2 separate regions of the Homo sapiens genome follow, and region 1 is linked to region 2. A link is an interaction called in ENCODE POLR2A ChIA-PET data of the cell type or tissue named here. Cell type or tissue: GM12878. All regions are shown on one strand. Region 1 overlaps COMMD1 (copper metabolism domain containing 1). Region 2 has its middle 51 kb from the start of B3GNT2.

The links. Peaks named below come from ENCODE experiments on the same cell type or tissue, not always from the same donor. Only the 100,000 strongest peaks of a DNase experiment are listed, where the experiment ranks them.
Region 1: POLR2A ChIA-PET joins it to region 2 with 10 read pairs; 4 of 35 experiments call an interaction of 5 or more read pairs at or near these places.

What each region holds. Positions count from the first base shown.
Region 1 is chr2:62,037,574-62,042,573 of GRCh38, reverse strand. All of the region lies in intron 2 of COMMD1 (copper metabolism domain containing 1), which reads right to left. Among named protein-coding and RNA genes, the nearest start is that of COMMD1, 130 kb to the right of the region's middle. In GM12878, no CTCF peak of the experiment used is centred here; a DNase peak (open chromatin) is centred at 3,083; H3K4me3 peaks cover 597 bases; H3K27ac peaks cover 2,551 bases.
Region 2 is chr2:62,143,036-62,148,035 of GRCh38, reverse strand. It overlaps the pseudogene RPSAP26. Among named protein-coding and RNA genes, the nearest start is that of B3GNT2, 51 kb to the left of the region's middle. In GM12878, no CTCF peak of the experiment used is centred here; a DNase peak (open chromatin) is centred at 2,115; H3K4me3 peaks cover 302 bases; H3K27ac peaks cover 4,889 bases.

The DNA of each region.
Region 1 (5,000 bases), 110 kb after region 2:
CGGCGCTCGCGGGTTCCGGGTGGGCACGGGCTCAGTGGGCCCTGCACTCGGCACGGCCCGCCAGCACCTGCTGGGCTTGATCGGGGCACAAGCTCCTTCTGGGTTGCCGGAGTGCCCAGGCTAGGTGCCACAAAGTCCCCCGGAGAGTGCCATTGAGAGGTAAAGCCGGCTGGGCTTCTGGGTTGGGTAGGGACTTGGAGAACTTTTCTGTCTAGCTAAAGAATTGTAAATGCACCAATCAGTACTCAGTGTCTAGCAAAAGGTTTGCAAACGCACCAATCAGCACTCTGTGTCTAGCTAAAGGTTTGTAAATGCACCAATCAGCACTCTGTGTCTAGCTAATCGGGTAGGGGACTTGGAGAACTTTTGTGTCTAGCTAAGGGATTGTAAGTGCACCAATCAGCGCTGTGTGTCTAGCTAAAGGTTTGCAAATGCACCAATCAGCGCTCTGTCAAACAGACCAATCAGCTCTCTGTAAAATGGACCAATCGGTGCTCTGTAAAATGGACCAATCAGCTCTCTGTAAAATGGGCCAATCAGTAGGATGTGGGTGGGGCCAGATAAGGGAATAAAAAGCAGGCCACCAGAGCCAGCAGCGGCAAGCCGCTGAGGTCCTCTTCCACAGTGTGGAAGCTTAGTTCTTTCACTCTTCACAATAAATCTTGCTGCTGCTCACTCTTTGGGTCTGCATCGCCTTTATGAGCTGCAACACTCACAGCAAAAGTCTGCAGCTTGACTCCTGAAGCCAGCGAGACCACGAACCCACCGGAAGGAAGAAACTCCGGACACATCTGAACATCTGAAGGAACGAACTCCAGACACACCATCTTTAAGAACTGTAACACTCACCCGTGAGGGTCCGCGGCTTCATTCTTGAAGTCAGCGAGACCAAGAACCCACCAATTCCGGACACACTAGCACTTTGGGAGGACAGGGAGGCAGATGGCTTGAGCTCAGGAGCTCAAGACCAGCTTGGGCAACATGGTGAAACCTCATCTCCACACAAAACACAGAAAGAATTGGCCAAGTTTGCCCAGCTACTTGGGAGGCTAAGGTAGGAGGATTGCTTGGGCCTGGAAGGTCAAGGCTGCAGTGAGCTATGATAGCACCACTGTACTCCAACGTGGTGACAGAGTGAGACCCTATCTCAAAATACTAACAAAATGCATAAAAACAGCTCAATGATTACTTTTCTATTAATAAAACTGGCAAAAGAAAACACACATCAACTTTACAAATGTAATTTATTGAGCGAAAAAAAAACCACAAGTAGTTTTCATTATTAACAAATCAAGAGATTCATGATTTTTAATCTAGAGAGTAGAAATGGATTAATTTAAAATAAACTAAAGCCACGAATTAAAGAAGTTCCAGTCTGAAACATATTATATGTTAGATGATGGCATCTACTGACTAAATGTAATATTGCATTCCTGTATAAGTCATGAATATCTAGAGGAAGAGCAAAGTTTCTGGTGGCATGGACTGATAAGATCCTCGTAATGTTCTGGGGGTAGAGTACAGCAGTGTGAAGAGGAAAACAGTGACCAATGGGCAAGAAAAAGGCCAGGCACAGTGGCTCATGTCTGTAATCCCAGCACTTTGGGAGGCAAGGTGGGCAGGCCACTTGAGGCCAGGAGTTTGAGACCAGCCTGGCCAACATGGCAAAACCCCATCTCTACTAAAAGTACAAAAACTAGCCAGGTGTGGTGGTGCACACCTATAATCCCAGCTACTCAAGAGGCTGAAGCACGAGAACTGCTTGAACCCAGGAGGCAGAAGTTGCAGTGAGTCGAGATCGCGCCACTGCACTCTAGCTTGGGTGACAGAGCAAGACTGTCTCCAAAAATAAAAGGGAGGGGGGAAGGGGGCAAAGAAAAATTCCTGTACTAAAGACTATGACACAACCAAAAAGTAAACTGACAGGTGTATACTAAAATCCTCAAGCAAGGCAAATTGATCTTGGTGATATATAATTCCAAGAACTCCAACCTTAATTTTCTTCCTGAAATATTTTGTCTTTTGGGTTTTCATTTTTAGGGATATTATGTCTAATTTCACCATGAAAAATACAAGTAGGTTTCACTTCACATAAATTGTTTTCAAGAGAAACTATACTCTGAAAAGTAAAAGATATATTTTATAAATGATTTTTCACTGAGAACATAGGGAAAGAAAATGAGTTTTACACCAGGGAGAATTGTACTCAACCCTCTGGCCCTGCTACTAACTTGTATGACCTTTGTCTTCATTTATTTACCTTAAAATACATTTTTTAAGAACTGGCATATAATAGGTACTTTTTCTATTTTTATTTTTTGAGACAGAGTCTCACTCTGTCACGTAGGCTGGAGTGCCAGTGATGCAATCATGGCCAACTACAGCCTCAACTCCCTAGGCTCAAGTAATCCTCCCACCTCAGCCTCCCAAGTAGCTGGGACTACAGGTACATGCCACCATGCCCAGCTAATTATTGTAATTTTTGTAGACAGGGTCTCTATGTTGACTAGGCTAATCTCAAATTCCTGGCCTCACGCAATCCCCCAAGTCTTGGCCTCCCAAAGTGCTGGGATTACAGGCATAAGCCACCGTGCCCAGCTAAGCGGTACTCTTAACAAATGGCTATTGGTATGATTATCAAAGGGATTGCTAGCTATATAAATTTTTCCCAGGAGGGCCTTTGGGCAATAAAACTACATGTTACTATGCCAGAAAATACTTGACCAGTTAGGTTTCATAGTTCCTATGGAATTCTTGGTTCTAAGGATATTTGTGTTTAGTAGAAAGAGCTTTAAATAAGAAAAAAGAACACTTCTTTTCAGGTATTTAATTTTCTTAACTTCCAAAAGATAGAAAATACTACCTGGCATATCTCACACTTAATACTCCACAAGCAGATATATATGTTCCTTCGTCAGACAGAATTGTGCTTTCCTATATTTCCATAACTACGTACCAGAAACTGGCCAGCAATACTTGAAATTGCAACTTGGGCTATCCAACCATGGTGGTATGATGCAAGAGCAGCTTACTCCCCCTGATATTTAAGAGGCATATGCTGTGCAAGAGCTAGAAAATCAGCCAGCACCACCTAACCACAATGTGCTATTCTCACTTCCTCTCTGAGTCAAGTTTGCTAATCAACTCCTCAAAGAAAGGCCATAGTGATATTCCATCAGGTAAAAGGGAAGAGCACAGGCTTGTTCTCTTTAAGGCTGGGACAACTGCCAGGACTTTTCTGAATAAGACCTACTCTTTATGTGTATCCTTGCAATCATAAGATGTAGAATGTAAATGAATATACAAGCTAGGAATGGTTTCCTTAAAAAATGTGAAGTGCATATTCTCTGCTTGAAGGAAAGAAGACAGGAAATAGCATCCAACCCAACTACAGAGTAACTTAACAGCAGTCAGATTCAGAAAATGTGCTAACCCAATTTTCAGGCACAATTTTCTGGCCCTTCAAAGGCTGGAAATAAATGCAAGCATTCTGAGCTTGATTTCTCTTGGGAATGGCAGAGAAAGTTAAAGTTTTCTCCAAATTAAGCTTCATTTATCTACTTACGTTCTTAGAAACTGTAAAAGAAAATCAATATAAGTTTTTCAAAATACATACACACAACTATATATGCTGTGTATATGAGTATACATAAACTGTCTTTCATTAGAAATGAAATTTTAAGGAAGGTGGCCAACAAATCTAACATTAAAAAAATAAGGAAACAGGCTAGGAGTGATGCCTCACACCTGTAATCTTAGCACTTTGGGAAGCCAAGGCAGGCAAATCACTTGAGGTCAGGAGTTCAAGATCAGCCTGGGCAACATGGTGAAACCCCGGCTCTACTAACAATACAAAAATTAGCCAGGCGTGGTGATGTATGCCTGTAAGTCCAGCTACTTGGGAAGCTGAGGCATGAGAATTTGCTTGAATCCAGGAGGCTGAGGTTGCAATAAGCCAAGATCGTGCCACTGTACTCCAGCCTGGGCAACAGAGCAAGACTCCGTCTCAAAAATAAATAAATAAATAAATAAATGATAAAAAATAAAATATCAAAAAATAAAACATTTAAAAAAGAAACAATCATGCCTAGATAACAGAAAATTGGAAAAAAGAAAGCCATACGTTATTGTGATAAATTCTACAACAAAATTCAAAGCCATTTTCAATTTCTCAGTTATTGGAGTATTGCTGCTATTATTAACAATATCTTCATTACTTAATACATTTTGATTCATCGTTTTTTGGTTATTTTTGTTGTTGTTGTTGTTTGTTGCTGTTGCTGTTTGAGACAGAGTCTCACTCCGTCACCCAGGCTGGAGTGCAATGGCGCCATCTCGGCTGACTGCAACCTCCGCCTCCTGGATTCAAGCAATTCTCCTGCCTTAGCCTCCCAAGTAGCTGGGATTACAGGTGCATGCCACCACGCCCGACTAGTTTTGTATTTTTAGTAGAGATGGGGTTTCACCATGTTGGCCAGGCTGGTCTTGAACTCCTAACCTCAGGTGATCCTCCCATCTCGGCCTCTCAAAGTGCTGGGATTACAGGAGTGAGCCACCATGCCCAGACTGATTCACCAGTTTTTAAGACCACTATCCAAGGACAACTCTGTGAGGCAGACCGAATTAGTTCTGTTTTATATGTGAAAAACTGAGAAAAATATGTTAAGTGACTTATCTAACAGTACAAAACTAGTTAATGTGACAGCCAAAACTGGAACATAAGTCTTCTAACTCCTAGATCTTTCTACTAATCCAGTGGTTTCAAATTTTATTTTACCCCCAGAATCTTCTTTCAAACTAATTTTTTGTAGAATCCCACTAATTTAACAGATAAAACTGGAGCTCCTCCAACTAAAATGGCTATTAGGGCCAGAGCCATGTATATTTCAGTTGGCTTCTCCCTCCCCCATGATGGGCTTTGAGACTTCTGGGTAACATCATAACTCCAAGGAGCAAAATGTAAACCATTAAAAGTTATCTCCCTAATTGCCCAAGGAAAT
Region 2 (5,000 bases):
CAGCCTACTTACATGGTAGAGTTTATGGGCTACAAACCTGTACAGCATGTTGCTGTACTGAATACTGTAGACAACTGTAACACAATGGTATTTGTCTGTCTAAACACAGAAAAGATACAGTAAAAATACGGTGTAAAAGATAAAAAATGGTATACCTGTCTAGGGTATTTATCTGAATGGAGCTTGCAAGACTGGAAGTTTCTCTAGGTGAGTCAGTGTGTGAGATGTCAGTGAATGTGAAGGCCTAGGACATTACTGTACCCTACTGTAGACTTTACACTATACACTTATGCTACACTAAATTAAAAAATTTTTCTTCAATAAATTTAACCTTAGTTCACTGTAATTAACTTTTTGGCTCTCTTTTAATAACACTTATCTGAAAACACAAACACACTGTACAGCTGTATAAAAATATTTTCTTTATAGTCTCATTCTGTAAGCTTTTTTCCTATTAAAATTTTTAAAAATTTATTTACTTTTTAATTTTTTCTTGTCAAAAACCAGGACACAAATACACATTAGCCTAGGTGTACACAGGGTCGGGATCATCAATATCACTGTCTTCCACCTCTACATCTTGTCCCACTGGACGGTCTCCAGGGGCAATACGCGCATAGAGCTGTCATCTCCTATGATAACACTGCCTTCTTCTGGAATCCCTCCTGAAGGACCTGCCTGAGGTTGTTTTACAGTTAACTTTTTTTTTTTTTAGAAACTGATGTTTATTTTCCATCAACCATTTTTCCATGTTGCTTAAGAGCCTATGCAAGAACAGCTTAAGACCAGTCAGTGGTTGCTCCTACCCATTCAGTGGCCTGAGCAGTGGGAGCTGCAGACCAGTCTTCCGTGGCAGGCTGAGCGCTCCCGTCTTCAGTAGGGAATAGGCACAGAGGGCACCTGTACACCTTCAGACCAGTCTGCAACCTCAGGCTGAGTAACAGTGAACTCAGGAGCTGGAGCAGTCCATTCACCCTGAAATTCCTCCTTGGTCACTGCCTTTTCAGCAGCAGCCTGCTCTTCTCTTTCAATCTCTTCAGGATCTCTGTAGAAGTACAGATCAGGCATGACCTCCCATGGGTGTTCACAGGAAATGGTGCCACGCATGCGCAGAACTTCCCGAGCCAGCATCCACCACATCAAACCCACTGAGTGAGCTCCCTTGTTGTTGCATGGGATGGCAATGTCCACATAGTGCAGAGGAGAATCTGTGTTACACAGCGCAATGGTAGGTAGGTTAACATAAGATGCCTCCATGAGAGGCTGGTGGTCAGCCCTGGGGTCAGTAACCACAAGAAGCCGTGGCTCCCGGAAGGCTGCCTGGATCTGGTTAGCGAAGGTTCCAGGAGTGAAGCGGCCAGCAATTGGAGTGGCTCCAGTGGCAGCAGCAAACTTTAGCACGGCCCTCTGGCCAGTATTCCTGGAGGATATAACACTGACATCAGCAGGGTTTTCAATGGCAACAATAGCACGAGCTGCCAGCAGAAGCTTCTCCCAGGTCCTCTTCAGATTTATGATATAGATGCCATCACTTTTCCTTTTATAGATGTACTGTTCCATCTGGAAGTCAAGATTGGTGCCACCTAAGTGAGTTCCTGCTGCAAGGAACTTAAGGACATCCTCCTCCTTCATTTGCAGGACATCAAGGGCTCCGGACATTGTGAAAGTTTCCCTTTAAGTTACGATGGGAATCCAGAACAACGCCGTATGGACCCCTCTGCAGGTAGCGTGGAAAGGACTTTTTTTTTTTTTTAATAAGTAGAGAGTATACTTAAAAGATAAAAAGCACAGTATAGTAAGTACATAAACCAGTAACACACTTATTATCAAGTATTATGTATTGCACATAATTGTGTTATATTTTTATATGACTGGCAGTGCAGTAGTTTATTTATACCAGCATCACCACAAACACATAAATAATGTGCTATGACACTAGTGATGGGAATTTTTCAGCTCCATTATAATCTTATGGGACCATTGTCACACATGTCATCTGTCATTGACTGAAACATCGTTACGCGGAGCATGACTGTAGATATTCTCATACACTGCTTGTGAAAGTATACATTGGTTGGGCTACTTTAGAGGGCTATTTGCCAATATTTATATGCATTCTGAGTTTGAGAGATTCTGAGAACTATGCTGGAGCCACTTCATACCAGCTAACAGAGCTGATTGTGCATTCATGTCTCATTAGTAGTTTGAAATCGGCCATGGTGGAAGAATTCACACCATGGAAATTGGCAAATGCTACAAATCAGCCCCACTTCCTCTTTTTGGAAGACTGGTTGTTAAACATTTATTAGTACTCTAAAGTCTATTTGACAGTGTCTACAATAAAAAAAAGAAAGAAAGAAAGAAAAAGCACATAACCCATGATACAGTATTCCTGTTTTCTAAGATATATTTGTACATGTAAACAGGGATGCATGTTCAAGGATGTTCACAGCAGCATTATTTGCAATGGAAAATTGAAGACAACCTAAAAACCCACTCATTGATAGTGTAAACCAAAAAGCATCTGAGACAGGTCTCAATTGATTAAGACGTTTACTTTGCCAAGGTTAAGGACCGTGGCCCATGCTGCAGCCTCAGGAGGTCCTGAGAACATGTGCCCAAGATGGTGGGATTGCGGCTTGGTTTTAGGGAGACAGAAGTTATGGGCAAAGACATAAATCAATACATGGAAGGTATACATTGGTTTTGGCCTGGAATAGGGGGACATCTCAAAGTGGGAGTTGGGGGCTGTTTCTAGGTCACAGGTGGATTGAGAGATTTCCTGACTGGCAGTTGGTTCAAAGAGTTAAGCTCTGAGTGAAGAGTTGAAGTCAGCTTGAGTTATGGTAAGGGGGGAATGTTTTGGAAGCCAAGGTTTTTGTCATGTAGGTGAAACCTCCAAAGAACAAGCTTCAGAGATAATAGATGTGACAGTCTCTTATCTGACCTAAAAGGTGTCAAACTCTGTGGAAAAACCTAGTAGAGGAAGGAGATTCTCTAAAAAAATGCAAATTTCCCCCACAAGGGACAGCTTTGCAGGGCCATTCAAAGTATGTCGAAGAAATATATTTTGGGGTAAAATATTCTGATCTCCTTCCGGGCCTGCTGTCTGTCATGAGATGTTACATCAGAGTCAGGTTGGAATTTGATCTTATTGCTACAAAGAGTCTGTTTTGTCGGTCTTAAAATCTCTGTTTTAATGTTAATGCTGGTCAGTTGGGTCTAAACTCCAAAAAGAGAAGGGTATATAATGAGACCTTCCCCCTCTCTTCCTGTCATGGCCTGAACTTCTAACCACCCCTCTTCCTGTCATGGCCTGAACTTTTTCAGGTTTTTTTTGGGATCCCCTTGGCTGAGGGGGTACATTCAGTTGGTTGGGGAGATTAGAATTTTGTTTTTGGTTTATAATAGGAAACTCAAAAACAAAAACCTCCAGCCTATTCTAAATGGAACACTATGCAGCAGTTAAAATTAATAAACTAAATTTATATAAACTGTTGGGAGAAAAAACTTCTCTACCAATTTAGGTCCAATTGGTCGGTGGCCTGTGAATCAACTGACAATACACAGATTAACAGGAGAAAAACGTACTACATATGCGAAGGTACCCTAAAGAGAGTAGCTCCCAGAATAGCTGGGGGGGAAAAAATCACACAGCCATAAAAGAGAATAAAATCGTATCCTTTGCAGCGACATGGATGCAGCTGGAGGCCATTATCCTAAGCAAATTAATGCAAGAACAGAAAACCAAATACCACATGTTACAAGTGGGAGCTAAACTGTGGATTCTTATAGACATAAAGACGGCAATAATAGCTACTAGGGACTACTGGGGTTGAAAGACTAACTACTGGGTACTATGTTCACTACCCGGGTGACAGAATCATTCATATGCCAAATGTCAGCATCACACAATATACCTAAAGTATCAAACATGCACATGGACCCCTAAATCTATGAACACAATTAATGGCTAAACTTCTAGGTGCAAAACTAGGGATGGCATTTGGGCTGTAAAGAATGGCACAGGCTGTGGTTACCCCAGTAACCACTTTCTTCCAGGACTCACTCAAGGCAATAGGGACTTGCTTGGTCTTGCCCCTTCTGTTATGGTTCCAGGGGTGGTTGCCCAAAGGTGATGCAAGTTGATTCTCCCAGGGATGGGTCCCCAGTGAGAGCTCTCAAGCTATTCAGGGACCTTCAGAGCCAAATTCCCCTAGCATTTTGTTCAACTCTTCCCCATGTGTACAGGGACAAGGAAGGGTTTTGCATTATCCTTTCCCATTTGTTGAAATTACATCTATAAGAACTGATGAAGAGAAGGGTCAGTTTTTTCCACCTGTCTCAGGGAACTGGGTGGGCCTGATAACTCTCCCACTACATGCTCCTGGCCCCAGATTATCTGGTTACTTATTTTTAAACTTCCTGATATTAGGGGAAAAGATTTTTCCCTAAATTCCCTATAAGTGATATTTGAAGCGGTGGTACGCCACCCAGCAAATGGCTGTATCCAGTTTTAATGGTTCATAAAGTAACTTATGAAGTGACTTGTTTTCTTTCAATTCAAAGGAAGTCTGGGGAAAGGCACCATTCATTCATTCAAGATGGGGTCTCAATATGTTGCCCAGGATGGTCTTGAACTCCTGGGCTCAAGGATCCTCCTGCCTCAGCCTCCTGAGTAGCTAGGATTACAAATGTGGCAGTTTGAAAGGCACTTTCTTGGTCTATGTGGTCCGCCTGTACCCAGATGATTTGGAGCCTCACCTTTAGTCCCACCCTGGCCAGCCAAACCAGGGTCAGCCTGGGGCTCCAGGAAAAAATGAAATGTTACATGGCCTTACTTGCCTTTTTCTGCTATTCATAGGCTGATATTGGTTGATAGTAAATATAAACCCACTGGGCAAGTTCATTTTTGCACAGAGTGACAACCGTCACTGAACTCTGTTTTAAGGGAGGGATTTTGGTGGGTTTTTTTTTTTGAGACAAGGTCACCCAGGCTG